Regions from separate parts of the Mus musculus genome. Here regions 1 and 2 are each linked to region 3. Evidence: chromatin contacts called from ENCODE Hi-C or POLR2A ChIA-PET data. All regions are on one chromosome and are shown on one strand. The core of a region is the stretch at or near the end of the contact, and the rest is flanking DNA. Distances in the headings are between cores, read along the strand shown.

The links. Hi-C counts contacts between places; a loop is a spot of excess contacts on that map. ChIA-PET counts read pairs that join two places held with the same protein, here RNA polymerase II (POLR2A).
Region 1: a map of heart shows a loop between it and region 3 (3-fold over the local background). The contact joins the promoter of Zfp708 here to the promoter of Ptdss1 in region 3. A Hi-C loop is called at or near these places in 4 of 37 maps with a recorded cell type or tissue (heart, left cerebral cortex and v-Abl transformed pro-B cells). POLR2A ChIA-PET finds 5 or more read pairs at or near these places in 2 of 5 experiments (Patski and embryonic stem cell).
Region 2: a map of heart shows a loop between it and region 3 (3-fold over the local background). The contact joins the promoter of Zfp712 here to the promoter of Ptdss1 in region 3. A Hi-C loop is called at or near these places in 2 of 37 maps with a recorded cell type or tissue (both heart). POLR2A ChIA-PET finds 5 or more read pairs at or near these places in 2 of 5 experiments (Patski and embryonic stem cell).

Annotation. Positions count from the first base shown.
Region 1 is chr13:67,079,705-67,083,105 of GRCm38, reverse strand. Zfp708 (zinc finger protein 708) reads left to right here and starts at 1,561. Exons shown (of 4, transcript NM_001012448.2): 1 at 1,561-1,656. The coding sequence starts at 1,651.
Region 2 is chr13:67,059,433-67,062,613 of GRCm38, reverse strand. It overlaps Zfp712 (zinc finger protein 712), which reads left to right and starts at 1,444. Exons shown (of 4, transcript NM_001166218.1): 1 at 1,444-1,551. The coding sequence starts at 1,546.
Region 3 is chr13:66,931,389-66,934,351 of GRCm38, reverse strand. Ptdss1 (phosphatidylserine synthase 1) reads right to left here and starts at 1,522. Exons shown (of 13, transcript NM_008959.3): 1 at 666-1,522. The coding sequence starts at 844. It overlaps Mterf3 (mitochondrial transcription termination factor 3), which reads left to right and starts at 1,280. Exons shown (of 8, transcript NM_025547.4): 1 at 1,280-1,417.

The DNA of each region.
Region 1 (3,401 bases), core at 312-2,811, 150 kb before region 3:
GGGAACGGACTTGCTAGGTAACAGCAAGCAGACAAAGAGCAAAAGCTTCCATCTTCCGTATCTATGTAGCAGTGGTTCTCAATCTTCCTAATGCTGTGAGCCCTTAATACAGTTCCTCATGTTGTGACTCCCCAACCATAAAATTATTTTTTGATATTTTATCACTAATTTTGCTGTTATGAATTGTAATGTAACTATGTGATATGCAGATGATCTTAAGCAACCCCTGAAAAGGGTTGTTTGACCCTCAAGGGGTCATAACTTGCATGTTGAAAATTGCTTTATAGCAGGGCGCGGTGGCACATGACTTTAATCCCAACACTCGGGAGGCAGAGGCAGGCAGATTTCTGAGTTAGAAGCCAGCCTGGTCTACAAAATGAGTTCCAGGACAGCCAGGGCTACACAGAGAAACCCAGTCTCGGAAAAGAAAAAAAAAAAAAAAAAAAAAAGGAAGGAAGGAAGAGAAAAAAGAGAAAATTGCTGTTATATAGACTTCCAGCAGAAGGTGTGGTCCAGATTAAAATTGTTATCTTCCCACCTCAGGATTGGAATTAAAGGCATGTATTTCCACCTGTTGCAGTAATTCCCCAACCCTGATACCCCAATAAGTCTATGCAAAAACCACACAACTCAGTTACATTATTTACAAGCTGCACGCTTAGACTGAGCAGATTTATCACTACACTACTCTATTCCCCAGCTGTGAGATCCCACATTATTTGCTGCCTCTCAGGGCCTTGTGGTTCTGCTCCATCTTCCTCTTATCTTCTCTTCCTCAGTCTTCTTCCTCCCTCGCTCCCTACTCTTCCCTCACTTCCTAAAACCTCTAGCCCCACCTTTCCCTTCCACTGCCCAATCACAGGCTCTAGTCTTTATTTGACCAGTTAGAATGGGGAGAAGGTTCACAGGAAATCACCTGAGTATGTGATCCACTCCTCTCAGGGGCAACCCCTCTTGAGGAAGCTGAATTAACATCAGAATACAAACAGCACCAGGGCAACCCACAACATCTACCTCACAAGTCATGACTAGAAGTGGATCCACCCACTTCAAACAAACAAAAATCCCTCAAAGGTGTCCCTTGTATTTCTTCTGGATTCCATCTAATTCTAGATGTAGTCAAGTACCAAGAATAGAAATCACAGGAGAAAAGAGTTTATTTGGTTTACATAACCTGGATTGCTGTCCATTGGAAGAAGCCAAGGCTGGAATTCAAAGAGGGCAGGAACCCGGAGGCAGGAGCTGCTGATGGTTTTTATTTTAAATCTAGTATAATTGAGTCAATGAGTTTTCCTCCTGCCAAAAGACTCTAGGAACCCCAGAGCTTTTTAGGTAACGTCTTTGATCAGAGTAAGAAGTAAACCTAATACAAGTTGCCGTCAAAGGCTGGATTTATATTCCCACAAGACCTTTGTAAATTTGAGACTTAAAAAGCAGCCTAATCCAGTGACAGGCTATAAATAGTTCTCCCTGACTTTGGTTCAGGGCAGTCCTTCGCGTAGACTTCTGGGAAATGTAGTCTCTCTTAGCATGACTCCGCTAGACCGGACTCTACTCCTCTGTGCTTCCGGTTCATTTTGCTTTTGTGTTTCTCCAAACTCTGCGGCTTTCTCAAAGTTGGAACAGTGTGGCTTGCGCTCCGCGCTCGACATGGAGGTTGGTCCCGGCTGCAGCCTAGCCTTGCAGGCCTCATGAACTATACGGGTGGGCGGGCCCGGGGTGCAGGGAGCCGGGGAGGGCTGGGCGGGAGGCGGAGAGAAGCCCACGTGGTCCTGCAGTGCGGACCTAGGCTTGGCCAGAGTGCAGGGGTGGGGCGCACGCACGGTGCAAGGAGTGATTGCTCTGTTAGGACAGAGCGGCTGACAGAGTCAATCATGTGTTTCAGGGACCTGAGAGGTGGCCTGCTACTGCGAGAATGGAGACTGGAAAGTCTAGGGTTGGTAGAGCAGGGTGGCTTGGCTGACCGTGCCAGAGGCAGGCTGTGATGAGAGCTCATACCCCACCTTGGCTGGGGAAGCTTGCTGTTAACTAGTTTTCACATTGCTGTTGTCAGATCCCTCAGGAAATCTAGAGCAAGTGGGTTTTTCTGGGCCCTCCCGTATTCAATGAGAGGCCCAGGACTCTGATTTTGAGTTCGTGTGGCTCATAGTTTCCAGGACAGTGAGTTCTGCGGGGGAGTTTGGTGTATGGGATGTTCGTCCCGTTTTCTTTGTGATAAATTGTTAGTTTTCAGGGCGGCTCACTTTGGATAGGAATCACTCCTTTACCCACTGTGACAGAACCCTCACATTCACACACCTGTATGAGGAAAAAAAAAAAAATCTCATCGAGGGGGCACTCTGAACTTTGTCCCAGCTATCACTGATCCTACAACACTGCAGAGTGGAAAATACTAGAGATTATTACCACATACAATTGCACCGGAGACTGCGATGTCAGAAATTTGGTGTTGTGTGGAAAGATTGAGAGTGAAGTTGAAGAGCTGTGGCTCACTCAGGGTCCTGTGATTGTATACAGCCAATGCTCACCCTGCCCTTTGTATACAGCCGCTGCTCATCCTGACATTTGTACTGTTTTTGCCACACTTCAGTCAAATTGATTTGTGTGCTGGAGACTGACTTACAGCATTAAAATCTATACCTGAGAAGCATGGGCTTTAAACTACATCAATACCAATACTTTCTATGTATCATCTAACAATCATTAAAATATGGACATTTTCTAATTAATGTCACTAATCTGCAGGAAACTAAGAATGTGCCGTTTTACACTGTTTAAGGTGTGAAAAGTACATTTTCTTGTACCTTAAATCTCGTTTCCTACAATGTAGAGGTGATACAGCAATAAGCACAATTATATTATAGGTCACAACACATAGATGTTTGATATCTATCTATCTATCTGTCTGTCTATCTACACTTTTACTTAATATATTTCTTAAACAGATCTATGATTGAAAATAAAACATCAGTGTATGCTGTGCTGTTTCCTGTTACATCTGCATTTGGGAGGTGGAAGCAGGAAATACAGTCCTTTGGGCATATGCTGAGTCTTATGTTGACTTATTCTTTTAGCTTTTTGTGGGTTCTCCATACTGATTGCCAGAGTTGCTGTACCAAGTTGCAGTCTTAGCAACAGTGACTGGGAGGTTCATTTTTTTCCACTCCTTCCCAGGATTTTTTTTGTCAGTTGTTTTGTTGATCTTAGCCTTTCTGACTGTAGTAAGAAGAAATCTCAAAGTTGTTTTGATTTCCTTGATGGTTAAGGACGATGAACACTTTTTGATGTTTATTTTTTAGCCATTTTTTGTTTCTTCTCTTTAGAACTCTGTTTAAATCCCTAGCTCATTTTTTAATTGTATCATTTATTTCCTTGAACGTTTGTATTTTCAGTTCTTACTA
Region 2 (3,181 bases), core at 195-2,694, 130 kb before region 3:
AGCCACAAGCCTCTCCTTTGGGGACTGTTGGGGGCGGTAACTTCGACAGGAGCTAGGGGTCCAGGAGACATGATCGAATGCCTTCTGTCCCATGTAGGTGAAAATTACCACCCACCGGGTCCCACCGGGGTTCAAGACCTAACTAAGTTCGACTGGAGACCAGGCTGTCTCTGTGCATAGCCCATTGCCCCACAATTGAATTCTAGAACAGTTTGAGTTTGAGATTTAGCAATGCCCTGTCATTGAGTTAGCAAAGACATTTTAAGATTAACTGCTTTGTGTGTCTGTGTTTTTTATCCAAAGATCCAGTATTCTCTAGGTGAGGGGCTGATAGCACTGCCTGTTCCCAGAGCTTAGGTGGGGTAGCAAAAGGTACATGTAACACTTTAGTATGCAAGTTTACTCAAAGCATATACATTCTGTGATCTCATTTTCTGAATCTGTTTTGTTTTTGAGTGGGGAGTCATGTATACCAAACATGTTTCAAACTTTCTATATGTCTATAGGTGACCTCGGACTCCTATTCCTATCTCCAGTAACCAACATCTGGGATTTTCAACATGTAAAACCACACTTGCTTCTATACAATCATCTTTAGTTTGAAGTTCCAGTTATTTGGACCAACACTTTTTCACATGTTCATTGTCTGTTTTCATTTCTCATTTTAAGAATTGTCTTCTCAAAATATTAGCTCATTTTTTTAATCCATGTTTGCCTTGTGATGTGAAACATTTTGGGGTGGGTGAGATAGCTCAGAGGTTAAGAGCACTAGCTGCTCTTCCGAGGGTCCTGAGTTCAAATACCAGCAACCACATGGTGGCTTACAACCATCCATAATGAGACCTGACTCCCTCTTCTGGTGTGTTTGAGGACAGCTACAGTGTACTTACATATAATAATAAATCTTTTTTAAAAACAAAACAAAAACAAACAAACAAACACAGCTGGGCAGTGGTGGCGCACACCTTTAATCCCAGCACTTGGGAGGCAGAGGCAGGAGGATTTCTGAGTTAGAGGCCAGCCTGGTTTGTAGAGTGAGTTCCAGGACAGCCAGAGCTATACAGAGAAACCCTGTCTGGAAAAACAAACCAAACCAAAGCAAAGCAAAACAAAAACAAAAACGAAACATTTTGTAGGAAGCAGGTTGAGTTTTAAAATCACAATATATGGACCCAAAGTATCCAGTACACATAATAAACAATGCTGTCAAAGGTTCAACCCATACTCATTTTGAAAATTTAAACGCGGTACCCTGACTCCCCGTGGCTATCCACCTTCAGAAGTGGCTTGTTTCTACCCATTCTCTTTGGCAAACAGCCTGACAGTAACTTGGGAACGTTTCAAATCACCTACCACGGCTTTGTGAAACTCGCTCGCAGAGAATTGTGGGAAATGTAGTCTCGTCCGCGGCGACGTCACAAACAGGGACTCTGGGAAGGGCGCTTCCGTGTTTCTTCTGCGCCTGTGTGTGTCTCCCTCTCTGGCGGTCTTCTCCAAAGTTGGGCCAGTGTCGGGTCCTGTGCGCGCTCTGGTAGCATCTCTGGCATGGAGGTTGGTCCCAGGATGTAGCGCAGCCAGAGGGACGTTGCGGGGTGGGCGGGTCCGCCTTGGAGGGAGGCGGGAAGAAGTTGAATGGGAGGTACTGTGGTGACCTAGGCTTGTCCATTCCGGTGCTGGTTAACGCTGGAGGAGGGATGGAGCTGGGAGTGGCCTCTCTTTTAAGGTGCCGTTGCCCTGTTCTGTCCTGCACTTCTGGGGCAGGAGAGCTGGCTCGGTAGCCTAGGAATGGAGAAGGGTGCCTGGCAGGGTGCATCTGCTGTCAGCTTGTGCCTGAGGTGTGGAAGCATGCCCTTAGCTGACACTGTCTCGATGGCTTCTGTTATCCGGAATTTAATAGATGTATATACAATGCAGTCCGATCAAATCCACCCCTACTGTCCCCTACTTCAACAGTACCAGGTATCTCCCAAAATGCTCCACTCCCAATTTCCTGTCCTGGTGGTTTTGTTTTTGTTTTATAACCCACTGAGTCCACTTAGTATTGCTCTAGTGTGCATACCTGTGTGTATGGGGCGGGGAAGGGAGGGCGCACAGGACATCCCCTAGAACGTGGACGCTCACTGGCCACACCTCCAAGCAAAATAAACAAACAAACAAACAAACAAAACGAATCTCTTTTTCAGTGGTCATGAATTCCAACCGATCCTTAGCTAAGGGTGGGGCCTTGTGAACCCCTCCCCTTTCCCTGTTGAAGTTTTGACTGACGTTATTTGTGTGTTATGCTGGTAACCATAGCTACCTTTTCCCCCTTCCTATTGCCATCCTTTTGTGTTTGTATTGGGATTTTGAGTCAGTTTCTTGTGTAGTCCAGGCTGCCCTGAAGTGTTCTGTGTAGCTGATAGTGACGTTAACTTCCGTTCCTCCTGACTTCTCCTCCTCTTTACTCCTCTGTGCCCTAGGAAGATGGCCATCTGTCACTTTGTTCTTTCCTTTGTGACTTGCCCCTTAAACCTTCTCTATTCTTTCAGATGACTATTAAGCCATAACTTATTGGTTAAGACAGGATCTAATTACTAATTTGCTTAGGAAATGGCAGAATTTCACTGGGTATATAAACAACATATGAGATGTAGAAAAGAAATTTGGAGATGCTCATATATTTATTTTAATTTATAAATATCAGTGAAGGATGCTTTGCTAAATATTGATCAAGACACCATGCCATGTTCCATTTATAGTGAGTTTGAGTGTTGTTTGTTTATTAACTGTTGGATTTCTTAAGTTGCCTCATAACCAGAGAATTTATATTAAGAAGAAAGACATATTATAGGGATGAAGGCATAAAAGTAGAATGTTAAGATCAAAACAAACTATGTAGCATGAAGACATTTCTTACATTTTGGCCATGTCCCAGGACTGAAGCTTAAGTGCTGACTGTATTCTGCTAAAAATATTTGTTGCTGTGCATTGGTATTTATGATCATTGTTCTTAGAGATGGGAAATATAACTCGTTCCATCTGTGGCATAGTGGGTAACACAACCAATAGCCTGATAACTTCCCTTACTCTACTAGGGACTTCTACTCATGTAAAGATGATTCTTTGCTTTTTGTCATAGAAAATAATGTTGGGATGATCTAGTATGAAGCAGAGATGGAGATTATTAAAACAGAGAAAGAAT
Region 3 (2,963 bases), core at 273-2,772:
ATGATGGGTATTGGCTTGTGCTTCATGGGAGGCATCCACTGGGATGTGTGTCAACAGCGACTGCTGATGCTGTGGCATTGAGGTGGTGTTTGAGACTGGGAGAAGAGTTACATTAGATGACTTTGGGAAATGTATATAAAAGGAAAAACAGTGTGGTGCACCTCACATGTACATTTGTGTGTGTGCCTGGTAATACTGAATGCCAGAGGATTTTTCTGTGTATGGTGTGTGTTTTATGTGTGTAGTGTGAGTTGAAGGAGGTTCAATCATGAAATGGTTCATGCCATTTGCTGGAGACAGACCACGGATGAGTGGTTAGAGATCAGAGCCTTCTGATAGTGACAGAGAACGATACAGAGCAAGGGGTGTGGATCACCCAGCTAGGTGACCTGCATGAGTTCCTGGTGTGGTCCGACGTAGTGAATGAGAAAGATGGGATTTGGACATGAGGGGTGGCAGGTGGAAAAGTAGGCGGAGAGGACTGTAAGCCACGCGGTAGGCAGAGGAGCTGTGTGGCCCTTGTGTCCCCGAGCTTGCACGCGTGGAACAGCTACTCACTTCCTTACCACCAGCCACACCTGGCCACCCTCCCCTCTACTGCTTCTCGGTCTGTCGTCTCTGTCCTCCTCTCCCCGGCGCTCCGCGCGACTCCAGGCCAGACTTACCTGGTGAAGGCGAAGTACATGAGGCTGATGATGGTGAAGCTGAGCAGGGTGATGGTGTGCGGCCGGTAGAAGAAGTCTATGGTGATGTCCTCCACTTGCTGCTCGTTGATCATGCGGAAATGCATCCTGTAGTTCACATCATCCTTGCTCAGAGTCCTGCTCCCCACGCAGGACGCCATAGTTCTTCTCCCCGTCCTGCCGCGGCCCCGGAGGCCCCGGCCCTAGAAGGCTGGGACCCCGGCAGCGACGGACCGCAGCAGCGAAGGTGCCTGACGCTGGGGCGGGGTCTGGCACCCTGAGAAGGGTGCTAGCCCAGGGAAGGACCCGCGCGCGAGGGCGGGGTCGCGGCGCCACCACCGCGTCCCGGAGCAGGGGGAGAAGGCAGCCTGAAGAAGCAGCCTAGTAGGGCGACATCGTAGAGCTCTCACCCTCCCCACATTACGGCGGAGTGACTGATCCTGGGAACGCGGCGACCAGCTCCAGGGCCTGCAAACCCCAGGCCAGCTCTGTCCCGGTCCCCCGCGGCGTCCCTTCCCGCGCCGCCGCAGATGGTCTCGCCCATTCGCAGCGCAGCCCACGTGGGGGGCGGTGCCGGCCTAGCGTGGCGAATCGCCGGCTTGCGAAGCTACGGTGCACCGTATCCCCGGCGTAGGTTGCACGGTCGCTGTGAAGCAGGAGCGCGAGACCGCCGCCCGGCCGGATTACTGTCCGGCCTACCTGTACCCAGCAGCGTCCGGGAGCCTCGCGGCTTGGTAGGTATCGGTGACCCGGAGAGGAGGTTCGGGCTCGATCGGTCGGTACCTAAACCTTGTGGTGGCAACGTCGCCGGGCTTGTTCATCAGCTTCAGACTAAGGCCCCGAGGATGTCCCGGCTTCCTGCGGAAGTCCTTCCCGGATAAAGCCGGTTGGTTAAAGAGTCTAAGGACTGCGGCTGCGCTGCCCAGAGGCCCTTTATTACGAAGTGCATCTTTCATCATCGGAGCTCGGGATTAGTTGTAAAGATTTTGAACCTAGAAAAGCCTGTTTCGGCTCTTGTTCCTATTCCTAACAACAAAACAAGAGTGCCCGGTAACCGCTGAGAGCTGGCGTACCCTACTAATGAACTTGAGAGATTTTAAGGATTTTTTTTTTTCTTTTGCCCTCTTAATGTACATACCGTAAGGCGTTATTCACGAGTGCACATCTTTACTCGTTTCTGAGTCCTTTGTGTCTTTATTTGTCCTGGACTCACTTCCACTCAACAAACTGGAACCCTCCAAACCTCTAGCTTGGTGCTGAAAAGACCCTGGGAAGGTGGGTCTCGAGAGGGGGCGGGACTGTGCTGTCCTTCTGCACAGACTATCAATCATTGACATTGCTGAGACAGCAAATTTATGTGAAAAGGAGTGCACTGGCAAGTAAAAGTGGAGGGTGAACATTATTAGTCTTTAGCACTCAGATCTTTGAATGCAAATAGAATTTAACAGAGTCTACTAAATGTGGAAAGGGTATTGAATTTGATTCTGGACAGACTCTAGAATGAAATTGGGGTTCTGGGAGCTGGTTTGTAAGTACCCTAGAGCCCTTATTGTAATCCCCAACATTATAAAAAGTACTTTGATGCTGAGAGTGGACCAGTGTTTTTTTCTAGAATAGCATACGTAAAAGCATGTGGAGAATAGTGTCTGAACCTCCATCATCGTGGGCTACAGTGACATATCCAGTCTTGACTGTCAGGACCCCCACTTGTAGATTGGACCTGCCTGGCTGTGCTGAAGTTTCTCTCGAAGCTTGGTCTTGTCTAGGTGGCACAACTTAGTTCCTACTTTAACTATTTTGGAGATGAGAGGGAGTTTGAGGGGAAAATTGGCAGGCTTGGAAGCCCCTTTCCAACTAAAGTTTAGCAAAAATTGCCTATTCCACAAGGTTATTGCCAACACCGCCTTCCTATACCACTTCAGAAGGAAAGATTTGCCCTTGTATTATTCTTAGCAAGCATCCCCCAACTATAACAAGAGATTAAACTCTCAAATGTTTCTTCCTATTCAGGACATAAAACTATCTGAATCCTCTGGCTAGAGAAACAGAACACAACGGCATAAGTAAGAGTTAATTGACAGTTACAGGTTTTTTGTCTGTTTAGTTGAGAATACTGCTGGCTAACATTTATTGAGCACTTTCCATTTATTCATTTATTTGAGCCGTGTCACACTTGTAGAACTTTGAGCAATCTTGCCTCAGGCTTCTGAGTGCTAGGATTACAGGCATGACCTCCCCACTCCACGCTCCTTTATAGTGATTATTTTAATTAATATTTAG